2 separate regions of the Homo sapiens genome follow, and region 2 is linked to region 1. Evidence: chromatin contacts called from ENCODE Hi-C or POLR2A ChIA-PET data. All regions are on one chromosome and are shown on one strand. Each heading gives the region's core, a stretch centred on a gene start or an enhancer-like site at or near the end of the contact. The rest is flanking DNA. Distances are from core to core; before and after follow the strand shown. Region 1 holds the start of BSDC1 (BSD domain containing 1). Region 2 holds the start of RNF19B (ring finger protein 19B).

Region 1 (7,519 bases), core at 2,846-5,345:
GAGAGGATGAGACTGGTTCAAGATACAGGAGATGGAAGAAGGTGGATTTGGTGACTGAACAGGTATGTTGACTGAGGGCTAGAAAAGAATCATGGAAGCACCACAGGCTGCTAAAATAGGTGACTGCGTAGATGCAGTACTGCCAGCTAAGTGAGAAAATCCTGGAGGAGGAGCAGTCCTAGAGACAAGGTGGTAACAATGACTTTGGGCACGCAGAACTTGAGATGACTGTGGGCTGTCTAGGATAGCTGTCCAGCAATAGCTATCCTCAAACACTAAAGCTGGCCGGGCATGGTGGCTCATGCCTGTAGTCCCAGCACTTTGGGAGACCAAGGTGGGCAGACTGCTTGAGCCTAGGGGTTTGAGACCAGCCTGGGCAACATGGCGAGATCTCATCTCTACAAAAAATACAAAAATTAGTTGGGCGTGATGGTACACGCCTATAGTCCCAGCTACTTGGGGGCCTGAGGTGGGAGGATTGCTTGAATCCAGGAAGTGGAGGTTGCAGAGAACCATGTTTGCATCACTGCACTTCAGCTTGGGTGACAAAGTGAGAGCCCATCTCAAAACAAAGCAAAACACAACACTAAAGTTCAGGCAAAAGGTCTAAGAGTCGCCCTAACAGGAAAGTGGAGAAGGTGACCCAGGAAGAGTTTGGAAAGTGGACAGAGCAATGGGCTGAGGACAAGTGTCCTCAGACACTACCTGTAGGGGGCAAGCAGAGGAAGAGGAACTCATGAGACAGTTACAAAAGCAACGTCTGGAGAAGTATGTGGAGACTTAAGAATCATGTCACAAATGCCAAGAGAGTAGCGTTTCAAGAGAGGGAGTGATCACTAGCGTCAAATGCAGCAGAATGGTCCAGGAAGATAAGGGCTGAAAACCACCCACTGGATTTGGCAAGCAGTAGGTAAAGCTGACTGAGTAAAGATAAGTTTATAGGTGGTGGCTTTGAGGGTGGGGAGAGAGTTAAAGATCCTGTTTGTTCACCTGAAGTTTCAAAAAGTAGATGAGGTTGTCTCCTGGAAGTGAAAGGGATAAAGCGGCTGAATAGGGGACCCCAGGGAAGAGTTAGGTTTTGGGAAAGTTTCTGAAGTTAAGGGGAGGAGAAGCAAATTGGAGACTGAAGAGTATGTGGGCCCAGATGAGGTTGGGGAATCTGTGATGGAACCAAAAAGCATTTGGTGCCTTTCTCTTTTTAATTTCTTCTTTCTGGTAAGTATGTAGAGCAATGATATGCCTTTCTCTATCAACGTGTATGCACACGTATTTGTGTCAGTCATATTGCCCTTGACAACACACAGGAAGACAGGACAGGAGGAGGTAAGGAGCAGAGGAAAGCAGATGATAGCACCATCTCATAGCTGTGGTCTTCAGGGCAATGTGTTCTAAGGAGTGCTGAGAAGTGAGTGGTCCAGATGGAGCCAGAATGGGACATACAGATAGGAAAGCACCAAAAGACCAAGAAAAAAAATGGAAGGAAAAACGAACTGGGGGTGGTATCTAAGAGGTTTTCCCATCAGCCTCAGCACTTAATAACAGCTAATGCTTATATAGCACTTACTGTATGCTAGGTACTGTTCTTAGTGTTTTACATATATTAACATTTAACCATCACCACAATCTCATCAAGTAGGTATTGTTAGTATTCCCATTTTATAGATGAGGAACTGAGGCCTAGAGAGGTTAAAAACTTGCCCAAGAGGCCAGGCGTGGTGGCTCACACCTGTAATCCTAGCACTTTGGGAGGCCGAGGCAGGCGGATCACCTGAGGTCAGGAGTTTGAGACCAGCCTGGCCAACATGGTGAAACCCTGTCTCTATTGAAAATAGAAAAATTAGCTGGGCGTGGTGGCACATGCCTGTAATCCCAGCTACTCAGGAGGCCGAGGCAGGAGAATCACTTGAACTCAGGAGGCGGAAGTTGCAGAGCTGAGACTGAGCCACTGCACTCCAGCCTGGTAACAGAGCCAGACTTGGTCTCAAAAACAAACAAACAAAAAACAAAAAACACTTGCCCAAGTACATATAAGAGTAAGAAAGTAAAAAAAGGGAAATTACGTCTTTTCTTTCCAAAAAGGCATAAACAACTCCCACCTCCACCCCCACCCCAGCTTTTAACTGGGAATTCCAAGAATGAAGACGGAAGGTTGGCCAACTATCTATTTTTCATAAGTTATGATAAGACCAACCTTGAGACAAACACAGGAGGCCCTCATGCAACATCTGCTGAATGAATGTCAGACTTTCCTGCCAGGAAATTACCCAACAGGAAATATGCTACTATCGGGTCTCTTCTATCAAATGTTAGGGTGCAAGCCTCTCAGTCCTCATCAACAACATAAACAGCTCAGGGCATTCTCAGATTTGCTGGGCTATTGCTGAGAGGCTGTCCAGGAGTACCCAGGATAAGGGAGGAATAAAAACGCTCCCAGATGTCTGGGTGTGGTGGCTCACGCCTATAATCCCAGCACTTTGGGAAGCTGAGGCAGGTGGCTCACCTGAGGTGAGGAGTTCGAGACCAGTCTGGCCAACATGGTGAAACCCTGTCTCTACTAAAAATACAAAAATTAGCCAGGAGTAGTGGCACATGCCTGTAATCCCAGCTACTCGGGAGGCTGAGGCACAAGAATCACTTCAATCTGGGAGGCAGAGGTTGCAGCGAGCTGAGACCGCACCTGTGCACTCCAGCCTAGGTGACAGAGTGAGACTCTGTCTCAAAACAAAACAAAAATACTCCCAGAGTAGAGGACTTATTTAGGTGAGGTCAGAAGCTTCCTGGAGTTGGCCCTGAAGCAGGACTCATCCCAATTGCTTGAGGTAAATAGTAATCAACTTTTCCCACAATTCAGTTGGGCTGATTTTGACAAATAAGCATGAAATGAAACAGGAATACACATTGGCAAATTACCCACTGGCACAGCCAAATATCACTCATCCCACAGAGATTGTTCAGCAAGAAGGCCTTCCACTCTCTGGTGATTAATCTCTCTCTCTCTACTGCCCGTTGCATAGCCCCTACTTAGAACTCATCAGGCACCAGTGTGTATGGCTCATGCTCATCTCTGGCTTGGGTTCTTGCTTTTCATCCTGTCTAGGCAGGGTTGCCCTTGATGAGGTTCCTTCTCCACAGGGGCCTTCCCTGGTGAGTTACTGACTAACCAGAACAGACAAGGTGCCCCTGTACTTTCCTTTCACAGAACTTACCACAACGGTAACTAAACAACTATTTGTTTGGCTACTCGGTTAATGGCTGTCTCTCCACTAGACTGTGAGCTTTGTAAGGCCCAGGATTACATCTGTTTGGCTGAAGTCTGTATCCTCAAGACCTATCAGAGTGCTGGTTGTCGCATATACTCTAATATTTGAATGACTATACGAGTAAGTTTTTTTACTGCTAGAATCTTTTCCTTCAAGACCTGTATCAAATGCTCTCTCTTTCACGAAGAAACTGAATTTCCTGAGCTGGAATAAATTGCTCCTTCCTATGGATTCCTACAAAACGTTCGTTAACTCCAGCCTTTAAAACCATCTTTATTTCACTGTGGCTAGTATCACACTGGTTTGCGTCGAGGTCTGTCTTCCCGTGGACCGGTAGAGGCTAAAAGAAAGGCCCAGGTCAGCCTCATCCTTGAGACTTAGCGCCCGCAAAAGTTGGGCGGGGCTGGTTGGACCAGGTTGCATTGAGGCGGCGCAGGGCCCTGCTGAGGGAAGAAGGGCACGGGCCCGGCTTACCTTCTCTTTGACTGCTTGGTAGCTCTGCTGCAGCCAGCTCCGCCACCATCCCACGTCCTCCCTGTGGAAGACAGACACATCTGGCAGCACCGCGGTGCGATTCCTGCCCGCCCAAGGATCCGGTTTGTTCCCCGCTCAGATGTACCCTGCGGGCCGAGGCTTCGCAGACCGCTTGCCCACCCCCTCACAATGCGACTCCACTCTGCCCTTTCAGATCAGTCCACGCCCCCGCTGATCTCACGTTCCCCACCGGGACTCTCGCCCAGCACCCCAACCCTGGGAGAATTCAGGCCCCAACGCCTAGGAGCAAAACGACAAGCTCACCCTTCCGCCATCTTGCCTGCATGACATCACCACTATTTACTGACCTTTGACTTCCGACACGGCACCGCCCCCTCAAGGACCGCCCCCGAGGCGCTCGGCCCAATCCTCGCGCCGGCACCGCCCTCAGCCCAATCCCCTCCCTGCGCCATCATTAGGTCCCGCCTCCCTGAACTCTATCCAGTCTCTGTCCCGAGTTCGCCCTCAAACTCCGCCCCTGAACTCTCAGTTCAATCGTCATTCAGTCCTGTCCTCAGGCTCCACCAAGCTTGACTCTTTGTCACTGTCCGCAAACGTCGGGTACGGTGGCCTCTATGGACGATGATCAGCCGACAAGCTGGACTGCGGAGAGCTGGGAGCAGAGGGGAGGAGGAGAGATAGCTCGAACGTCAGGATCCCAGAGCGCAGGGTTAGGACCGCCCCCCTTTGTGAAACCAGCTGCGTAGAGGCTGCTTTGTGTCTCTTTGGGCTAATTCAATAAGCCCATATTGCGGGGCTGTGGCCCAGAGTTTGGAGGAATGTGAATAATTCAGAGGCGACTTAGATGCAGCCTTTGGAGGGCTTACGGGTTAATGGGAGACACACACATTCAGTAATCTCAACTTTCGGTGGCCCAGCTCAGAACAACGCCAGGTGGAGGTGGTCTGGAGAAATCCGGAGACCGCCTGGATTGAGTTCTACTGCGATTGGAAGGGAGATTCCACAGCCCACATACTTTGGACTTTAATTAAGGTCAGCCCCTCCACGTGTGCGGTAGATCCCATCGCCTCTTGTTTGCTTAAGGACATAGATCTAGTAATCCCCCCTTCATCTCTTTTCCCTCTGATGACTGCATTTATCCTTGTCATCATCCGTACTGCTGTTTCTCCCATCTCAAAGGCAAACAAAAACCAGCCCTCTCTATATCCCTCACCGTTTCCCTACTCCCCTTTACAGCAAAAGCGTTGCCTACTCACAGTCTGCAACTCCCCTCTCCTCCCATTCTCTCTTGAACTCACTGCAGTTAGGTTTTTGCCTCTCAGACAATCCTTTGAAATAACTTTCTTTTATTTATTTAATTTTATTTAATTTTATTTATTTTATATTTATTTGTAGCTCTGCTGCAGCCAGCTCCGCCACCATCCCACGTCCTCCCTGTGGAAGACGGACACATCTATTTTATTTATTTATTTATTTTTGGTCCTCCCTGTGGAAGACGGAAACATCTATTTTATTTATTTATTTATTTTGAGTCAGAGTCTTGCTCTGTTGCCCGGGCTGGAGTGTAGTGGTGCAATCTCAGCTCGCTGCAACCTCTGCCTCCCGGGTTCAAGCGATTCTCCTGCCTCAGCCTCCCGAGTATCTGGGATTACAGTTGTGCACCACCATGCCCGACTAATTTTTGTATGTTTAGTAGAGATGGGGTTTCACTATGTTGGCCAGGCTTGTCTCGAACTCCTGACTTCAGGTGATCTGCCCTCCTCAGCCTCCCAAAGTGCTGGGATTACAGGCATGAACCACTGCACCCAGCCTGACATAACTTTCTTAAGGTCGCCAAGAGGAATGGCCACTTTTCAGTTCTTGTTTTACATCCGCATCTTATTTGACACAGTTGACCACTTTCTTCATTTGGCTTCCAGGACATCATGCCCTCTTGACTTTCTTCCCCGTTCATTGGCATCTCAGTATTCTTTGCTGTTTTCTCACCGCCTTCTTGTTGCTGGAATGGGATATTCCCTGGGAGAAGGCTCAGCCCTTGGTGTCCTCCTCCTTTTTGATGTTTATAGTCATTCCCCAGATATTCTCATAAAGTCTCATGATTTTATTTATTATTATTTTTTAAGATGGAGTCTCACTCTATTGCCCAGGCTGGAGTGCAGTGGCATGATCTTGGCTCACTGCAACCTCTGCCTCCTGGGTTCAAATGACTCTCCTGCCTCAGCGTCCAGAATAGCTGGGATTACAGGCACCCACCACCACACCCAGCTAATTTTGTATTTTTAGTAGAGATGGGGTTTCACCATGTTGGCCGGGCTGGTCTTGAACTCCTGGCCTCAGGTGATCCACCCACCTCGGCCTCTGAAAGTGCTGGGAGTACAGGCGTGAGCCACTGCTCCTGGCCCATTTTATTTTATTTTTAAGACAGGATCTTACTCTGTCGCCATATTAGTCCATTTTCACACTGCTAATAAAGACATACCTGAGACTGGGCAATTTACAAAAGAAAGAGTTTTACTGGACTCACAGTTCCACATGGCCAGGGAGACCTCACAATGATGGAGGAAGGTGAAAGGCACATCTCACATGGTGGCAGACAAGAGAAGAGAGCTTGTGCAGGGAAACTCCCGATTTTAAAACCATCAGATCTCATGAGAACCATTCACTATTATGAGAAAAGCACGGGAAAAACCCGCCCCCACCATGATTCAGTCATCTCTCACCAGGTCCCTTCTACAACACGTGGGAATTATGGAGCTACAAGATGAGATTTGGGTGGGAACACAGAGCCAAACCATATCAGTTGCCCAGGCTGGAGTGCAGTGGCACGATCATGGCTCACTGCAGCCTTGACTTCCTGAACTCAAGCAATCCTCCTGCCTCAGTCTCCTGAGTAGCTGGGACTACAGGCATGCACCATCAAGCCCAGCTATTATTATTTTTTTAAATAGAGATGAGGTCTCCCTGTGTTGCCTTACTTTTAATTTTTCTTTAGCAGTGCTTCACTATGTTGCCCAGGCTGGTCTCAAACTCCTGGCCTCTAGTGATCCACCCACCTTGGCTTCCCAAAGTGCTGAGATTACAGGTGTGAGCCATCTCACTAATCTCATACTTTTAAATGCCATGTATATGCTGATGGCTCTCAAATTTCCTCTCCAACCCATACATTTTCTCTGAACATCAGGTTCATTTTGTCTATTTGCATGTGTAATAGGTGTATTATTTTTAACATGTCCCAAAACAAACTCTTGATTTATCCACCTCATCTTCCTGCAAACTTTCCCACATTTGTAAATGGAACCTCATTATTCCAGTTGCTCGAGCCAAAAACCTAGGAGTCATCCTTGCTTTCTCACTTTCTTTCATACTCCCAAACTAATCCCATCAGCAAATCCAGTTGGCTCTGCCTTTCAAACAAAACCAGAATCTAGTGACTTCTCACCACCTCCACTGTTATTATGTAGATACAAGCTACCATAATCAATCTCATGGTTAATTACAAGAGCCTCTTAACAAATATTTCTGCATCCACTCTTGCCTTCCTTAAGTCTAGTCTTCATTTGCCTGAAAGTAATCTTTTAAAAGACATACGTCACTGGGAATGCAACTGGTATGGAATACAATATGCCATTTCCTCAAAAAAATTAAACAGAATTACCATATGATCCAGCACTTCCACTTCTGAGTATATACCCAAAAGAATAGAAGGCAAGTACTCAAACAGATATTTGGTGGTTTTTTGTTTGTTTGCTTGTTTGTTTTGAGAT
Region 2 (7,519 bases), core at 1,415-3,914, 570 kb after region 1:
TTTTAGCAGAGACAGGATACCACTATGTTGGCCAGGCTGGTCTTGAGCTCCCGACCTCAGGTGATCCACCCACCTTGGTCTCCCAGAATGCTAGGACTATAGGCGTGAGCCACCGAGCCTGGCCTGTGTTCTCTTAATATTCGTTTGGTTAAGAAAACAGATCAACAGTATCTGTAAAACTTTAATATAAATTAACCTCAGAGGGCCAGTAAGATCACTAGACATAGACAGTTCCATGAACCTAAAAGGTCCTTCCTGATACTTATTAACTGAAAGTGAAAGTGAGCCACCATAAACACCATTCCTTTGACCACAACACTTCAAAGTAATTTAGAAACCCCATCTCAGTGAGGTTAAATAGCACACCCATTTCTAAACAAGTTTGGCAGAATTAAAAACAGAAGTTAACTCTTCTTACTCTCCTAGACACTCTAAGACAGCTCCTTTTGAAAGGAGACAACCAGCAGCATCATGGAGATTTCAAAACCACCTTGATATATAGGCTACAATTAAAAGTCCTTAACTCCTTTGAAGCTAAAGATCACACAACTTTTTACTAGCATTACGTTTACACACTGCAAGGACTCCCCAGCATCTTTTTGTCGCCAAAACATGACACACAAGAATAAAATTATCTGCCCAAGGTCACAGAACAGGTAATGGCTGTCTGACTCCCAACTACTTAAATGAGCCCCTCTTCCTGCGTGCAACCCCTTCATGGGATATACTGACAGTAACAATTAGACTTCTAAAGGCGGGGAGGGCGAGGAAGGTCTCCACTGAATGCTTCAGATAGCAAAATCTGGTGTATTATGTCTCTGCAGATATTGCATATTTTAATTTACTGCCCTTTAAAATTCAGCCTACATGGTGCATTAAAAAGACTGTCATCAAGAACTCAAGATCAAAGGGGTTCAGAAACACAATTTCTCCTATCACACCAACCTCTGGGCATTCTTCTCAGTGCCCCCATTGAGACTCTGGACAAAGAACATATCTGTCTACCCCTCACCCTACCCAAGGCAGCAAGGTAAGAACGACAGAGTGCCTCCCGATAGCGTGGCACAGAACACATAGTGCTCAGGGTACCCGAGAGCCTATTCCCCAGTCACCTCCATCCCAACTTTCAGCGGTGGTTGTCAGGGAGAACACGCCTTCTTCTGCAATGCTAAGTCTGTCCCTAGCCAAGTGGACACACCCCTCCGACGCGCTGCCCCCTCAGAATATTCTCATTCCCTCCTTGGCCAAATATCCCCTCCCCACTCTCATTAAGAGATACTCCCCACCTTGGCCGGGAGCGGTGGCTCACGCCTGTAATCCCAGCACTTTGGGAGGCCGAGGCAGGAGGATCACCTGAGGTCAGGAGTTCGAGACCAGCCTAGCCAACATGGTGAAACCCCATCTCTACTAAAAATACAAAGAAATTAGCCGGGTGTGGTGGCGGGCGCCTGTAATCCCAGCTACTCGGGAGGCTGAGGCAGGAGAATCGCTTGAACCTGAGAGGCGGAGGTTGCAGTGAGCCGAGATCGCGCCATTGCACTCCAGCCTGGGCGGCAGGGCGAGACTCCGTCTCCAAAAAAAAAAAGAAAAAAAAAAAAAGATACTGTCCTCACCTCCGGACAGAGGGCATTCCCCCAACAAAAAAACCGCCTCTCCCTGTCTCCTAACTTGGACAGCTCCCTTCCCCTCACCGAATGCTTAGCAGCCACCTCGAGCCCTGGGGCAGGGGGCGGGGTGTCGGGTGCGTTCACACCACTAGTCTGGGCTTGCCTGATGGTTACCACCCCGCCGAAGCTGCCGCCTTGCGGGTTTCCCTGCTTGGGACACCCACGCGGGGTCCCTGCTGCCCCCAGCCACGCCCCTCGGCTGCAGCCCGCCGCCACCCGCGCCACGCCCCCGCGCTCACCCGCAGTCCGGGGCCGGGCACCAGCGGCAGTCGGGGTCCGAGGCTAGGTAGCGGCGCAGCATGAACTCCTCGTACTTGTGCATAAGCGGCGGGTCGGCGAGCAGCAAGCGGATGTCGTGCGGGTTGAGTCGCTCGCTGCACTCGGGGCAGCTGATGGGCACCCTGCTCTCGCTTATCTCCAGGCGCAGGTAGTGGCGGAGGCAGTCCCGGCACGAGCGGTGCGGACAGCTGAGGAGGCGCGGGGCCCGCTCAGGCGGCAGCCGCACCAGGCACAGCGGACACTCCACCTCCTCCGCGCCCGGGCCACCGCCCTCCGCCGCCTCCTCATCGTCGAACCCAGGCTCCGCCGCCGCCGCCGCGGCCTCCGCCTCGGCCTCGGCGGCCGGCTCGGCGGGCAGCGCCTCGGGCGGCGGGCCCTGGGCCGCGGCAGGGGCCGGGGCGGGCGGCGGCTGCGCAGCCGGGGGCGGCGGCTCGGCCTGCGGCTTGGCCCGGGCGCGGCGGCCGCGGGCCGAGGCAGAGAAGACGCTGTGCAAGGTGAGGCGCCGGCGCCGGCCGCCGCTGCGGCACTTAGGGTCGGGTGCGGCCGCATGTAGCGATGTGGAGCGCGGCGACTCGGAGTCCTTCTCGGAGCCCATGGCCGGCAGAGGCCGAGGAGCCAGGGGCGCCCAGCGCCGCCACAGCTCCCGCCTCAGCGCCCCTCAGCCAGCGCCCGGCCGCCGCCGACGCCGCCACCACCGCCTCAACCGCCCTCCCGGCGATAGAAGCCGAGCGGCAACGACGAAGTGATTATAAAGCCTCCGCCCCGCGCGCCGCTGCCCTGCGCAGGCGCTTCGCTCAAACACCTCACAACCCTTGCGCCCCGGTCTAGGAGTGCGCTGGGCAGGGCCGAGCGGGGTGGGGCCGAGCGAGCTGGGGCGGAGCTCCGCCTCCTGCCGGTCAGGTGGTTCCAGGGCCGCCATGTTGCGGAGACTCTCAGAGATCCTAGCCCGCTGCTCTCCCTGGTCTCCGCCTCCAATTCCATCACCATGACACCCAAGGTGGACTTTTTGGTTTGCCGTTCCTCACAGGTTGATTGCCACTTCCAGTAAATGATGGTTCAGTTACATTATTTATAAAAAGCAGGCAGGGGTTGATCAGATGGTGACTCCCAACTGGTTCACCTTCCAACATTTCTGTTTATTAAGCAGACGGCATAAATTAATAAAGAATATATTCATTCACTGAGCTTCTACAAAGTGCGAGGCATTAGAAAATAAAACAGACAAGGTCCCCTATTGCAAGGGACTTCCAGAATAAAGTCCAAATTTCTTAGTCTAGCATTCAGTGTTCTCTATGTATTTAATAAACCCTATGTATATAATAGTCTATTTCTAGGCTCACTTACCATTCTATCCTCCTGGTATCTTGCTTACTTACCAAACTTGTGGAAGGAGACCCAGCGTTTTCTTGCCTGGCAGTGCCTTTGCCTTTCTTTTTCTAGTTCCCCATTCCTCTGACTGGGGGAGGATCTGGACCCTTAGGCTTCCTAGTGGGAGGCAGGCAAACAGCTTCAACAACAGGAATGTATCAGGATTACATTCAATTGCAAATAACAAAAGAAAAAAATAGCTTACGATTGAAATTTATTTATTTTTTTTCCTGAGACGGTTTTGCTCTGTCACCCAGGTTGGAGTGCAGTGGCGTGATCACAGCTCACTGAAGCCTCAACCTCCCAAGCTTAAGCGATCCTCCCACCCCAACCTCTGGAGTAGCTGGGAGCACAGGTGCGCCACCAGGCCTGCCTATTATTTTTATTTTTTTCATGGAGATGAAATCTCCCTGTGTTGCTCAGGCTGGTCTCGAGCTCCTGGGCTCAAGCGATCCTCCTGCCTTGGCCTCTCAAAGTGCTGGGATTACAGGCATGAGCCGCTGCACCTAGCCAGAAATTTCTCTCTTTCCATGAAATATAAGTCCAAAAGTAGGCAGTTCAGGGCTGTTCAGCCATCCTCAGTATTTGGCTTCCAGTGTTAAGGTCACCTCACTATGGTCCATATTCCAAACAGTGGGAAGGAAAAAGGGAAGAAAGATGCATCCTCTTCCTTTTAAGAAGACTGCCTTGGGGCTGGGCGCGGAGGCTCACGCCTGTAATCCCAGCACTTTGGGAGGCCCAGGCTGGCGGATCACGAGGTCAGGAGATGGAGACCATCCTGGCTAACACAGTGAAATCCCGTCTCTACTAAAAATATAAAAAATTAGCCGGGCGTGGTGGCGGGCGCCTGTAATCCCAGCAACTCGAGAGGCTGAGGCAGGAGAATGGCGTGAACCCAGGAGGCGGAGGTTGCAGTGAGCCGAGATCGCGCCGCTGCACTCCATCCTGGGCGACAGAGCGAGACTCTGTCTCAAAAAAAAAAAAAAAAGAAAAAGAAAAAGAAAGAAAGAAAAAAGGACTGCCTCGAAAGTCCCGCACATTTTTGCCAAAACATACTCACTCACATGGCCATACTCAGCTGCAAGGGAGCCTGGGAAACATTCTCTTAACTGGGTACAATGTGCCCAGCTAACAATGAGTGCTCTGTTATTAATAAGGAATGGTAAGATGGGCCAGGAGCTGTGGCTCGCACCTGTAATTACAACACTTTGGGAGACCTAGGCTGGTGAATCTCTTAAGCCCAGGAGTTTGAGACCAGCTTGAGCAACATGGCAAAACCCCATCTCTACAAAAAATACAAAAATTATCTGGGTGTGATGGAGTGTGCCTGTAGTCCCCGCTACTTGGGAGACTGAGGTGGGAGGAATGCTTGAGCCTGGGAGGTTGAGACTGCAGTGAGCCGTGATTATGCCACTGCACTCCAGCCTGGGTGACACAAAAAGACATCGTCTCAAAAGGTGGAAACCAGCTGTGATATTTTAAACCAGGTCTCCAGAACTTCAAACTTTTGACATAAAACAAGAAGGGGAGCCAACAAAGAAAACTGAAAAGCGGGGGCCAGTGACATAAAAGAAAAACTAAGCAGGCATGATGTCACAGACACCAACATAGTATGTTCCCAGAAGGGAGTGGTCAATTGTGACAAATGCTGCTGAGAAATCAAGAAAGATAAGAACAGAGATGTGACCACTGGATTTGGCAACACCAAAGAGTCCTAAAGGAGGGGGAGAGTTTAATCCTCAAATAGGAAGGAGGTTTGATGCTGGATGGCTAAAACAACAATTAATGTCTATATTTATCTGGCAGAATAGGCTAGACTTGGCTATGGTAACAAACAAGCCAAATTTCTCAATGGCATAACACACAACAATGGTATATCTTTTCCACTCATGCAACGCTGGCTGTGGGTTAAGGCACTCTCCAGAGTAGCTCTCCTCAACTCTCCTGGGTAACTCAGAGATCCAGACTACTTCTCTCTTGGGCTCCACTATCTCAATGCAAAGCTTTCAGTATTGCCTCAAAAAGAGAGCTGGAGGCCAGGCACGGTGGCTCATGCCTGTAATCCTAGCACTTTGGGAGGCCGAGGCAGGTGGATCACCTGAGGTCAGGAGTTCGAGACCAGCCTGGCCAACATGGTGAAACCCCATCTCTAAAAATACAAAAGTTAGCGGGGTGTGGTGGGGCGCCTGTAATCCCTGCTATTCAGGAGGCTGAGGCAGGAGAATCGCTTGAACCCAGGAGGTAGAGGTTGCAGTGAGCGGAGATTACACCACTGCACTCCAGCCTGGGCGAGAGAGCAAGACTCTGTGTCAAAAACAAACAAACAAACAAAAAAACTGCAAGGGAGGCTGGGAAATGTAGGAAGAAACCATAAGCCATTTAGTAAGCAGTAGTATCATCTCTGCCACAGTTTCCTATAGTCATCTTTGACTCTGTTCTCAGTGCCCAACGTCCTAATCAACTGCAGAGCCCCCTTAGAGGAGGTATATGCTTATGGTGGGAATGGAGGGTAGGAGAGACGGCTGCCTTGTTCCTTGGGTCAGATTGTGCTAAAAGATATGGGGACCCCCAATTCCAGGTAGACCCAGATGCCTTTTAGATGCTTCTCCTTGTGCAGCTGACAGAAACGGCTGTCAGAATCCCAGCTTGCTGGAAGGCTCAACACTACCAAATGTCTGCTTGTCTTGGCTCTGGCTTCCAAACAAATTCAGCCTCAGTTCAAAGCTGCCAGTGCTTTGGGGAAAATAACTTCTCTTAAATGCCACTAGACTTTGCAGTGGCCCCAACTTGATTGTGTTTTCTTCTCTCCTGAGACTATCACCCTTGAATAAAGGGACTAAAGCAATTCCTCCCACGTTTCCTTATGTGTCTCTTCTTGATAGAAACTGAGTAGTGACTCAGAGATGGCATGAGGGAGAAAAAGATTCTCACTCATCTGTACACTCATTCAGTAAAGATTTATTATACTTACTTGTGCTAGCCTCTTTGCTAGCTACCAGGGTCATGGAGATGAAAAACATAATCTACTGGGGGTTACAGACAAGATGGCAGATCACTGAGATACCAAGTGATGAGGACATATACAAAAAAGCTATGACAGACCAACAGAAGGCATGGCAGGCTCTGCTTAGGGTGGTCAGGGATGGCTTTCCTGAGGAGGAGCCCTTTCAGCTGGATCTCAAATGATGAATATGAGTTGACAAAGTCATAAGAAGGGGGAAGGACATTCCAAGCTTGGGGAGCAGGGAGGAAAGGCATAGTGTGTATAAACACAGGATAAGTCTGAGGAAGTATGAGCAGCAGGGTTGACAGGAGAAGAGAATGTTTGAAAGGACATGAGTGAGAAATGAAAATGGAAAGGTTCTGGCCAGGCATGGTGGCTCACGCTGTAATCCCAGCACTTTGGGAGGCTGAGGTGGGCAGATTGCTTGAGGTCGGGAGGTTCGAGACCAGCCTGGCCAACATGCAGAAACCCTGTCTCTACTAAAAATACAAAAATTAGCCAGGCATGGTGGCACTCACCTGTAGTCCCAGCTACTCGGGAAGCCAAGGCACGAGAATCACTTGAACCTGGGAGGCAGAAGTTGCAGTGAGCCAAGATCATGTCACTGTACTGTAAGCCTGGGCCACAGTGTGAGACTGCTTCTCAAAAAAAAAAAAAAAAAAAAAAGAAAAGAAAAGAAACAAAAAAGAAAATGGAAAGGTTCTGTATTATGGCTCCATTGGATGCAAGGACCAGAAGCCTAACTTGAATGAGGCTAGGCCAAAGGAGTGATTTTTGGCTTCTATAACCTTTTGAACCCTTTGTACCACAGCAACTGCACCCAGGAAAGCCCCCAGATCCTGCACTCCATCATTCATCTTTGCTTCTCTGCATGCTAGCTTCTTCTTTTTTTTTTATTGTGGTAAAATATGCATTACATAAAATCTACCATTTTAACCAATTTTAAGTGTACAGTTTGGTAACATTAAATAAATTCATATTGTTGTGCAACCATCACCACCATCCATCTCCAGAACTTTTTCGTTTTACCAACTTGGAATTCCATAGCCATTAAGCATTAACTCCCTCTTCTTCCCACTTTATTTTTTCAGTCTACTTCTCTCTCTTGCTGGAACTGTAGAATCCCTAGCTTATGTGTCCTAGCTTCCTCACCAGAGAGGAGTAATTATCTTCCCTTTGTTCCAGATTCTCAAAATTCTTC

Evidence for each region. A loop is a pair of places that touch in the nucleus more often than their neighbours do. ChIA-PET counts read pairs that join two places held with the same protein, here RNA polymerase II (POLR2A). Pooled maps may share reads with other maps.
Region 2: a pooled map shows a loop between it and region 1 (8-fold over the local background). The contact joins the promoter of RNF19B here to the promoter of BSDC1 in region 1. A Hi-C loop is called at or near these places in 6 of 50 pooled maps. POLR2A ChIA-PET finds 5 or more read pairs at or near these places in 2 of 52 experiments (Panc1 and activated CD4-positive, alpha-beta T cell).

The regions. Positions count from the first base shown.
Region 1 is chr1:32,390,346-32,397,864 of GRCh38, forward strand. It overlaps BSDC1 (BSD domain containing 1), which reads right to left and starts at 4,096. Exons shown (of 11, transcript NM_018045.8): 1 at 4,059-4,096; 2 at 3,735-3,795. The coding sequence starts at 4,069. RefSeq lists enhancers at 3,137-3,834, 3,822-4,111, 3,835-4,530, 4,402-4,481, 5,229-5,924.
Region 2 is chr1:32,962,145-32,969,663 of GRCh38, forward strand. It overlaps RNF19B (ring finger protein 19B), which reads right to left and starts at 2,665. Exons shown (of 9, transcript NM_001300826.2): 1 at 1,907-2,665. The coding sequence starts at 2,541. RefSeq lists silencers at 1,810-2,019, 2,380-2,949 and an enhancer at 2,260-2,764.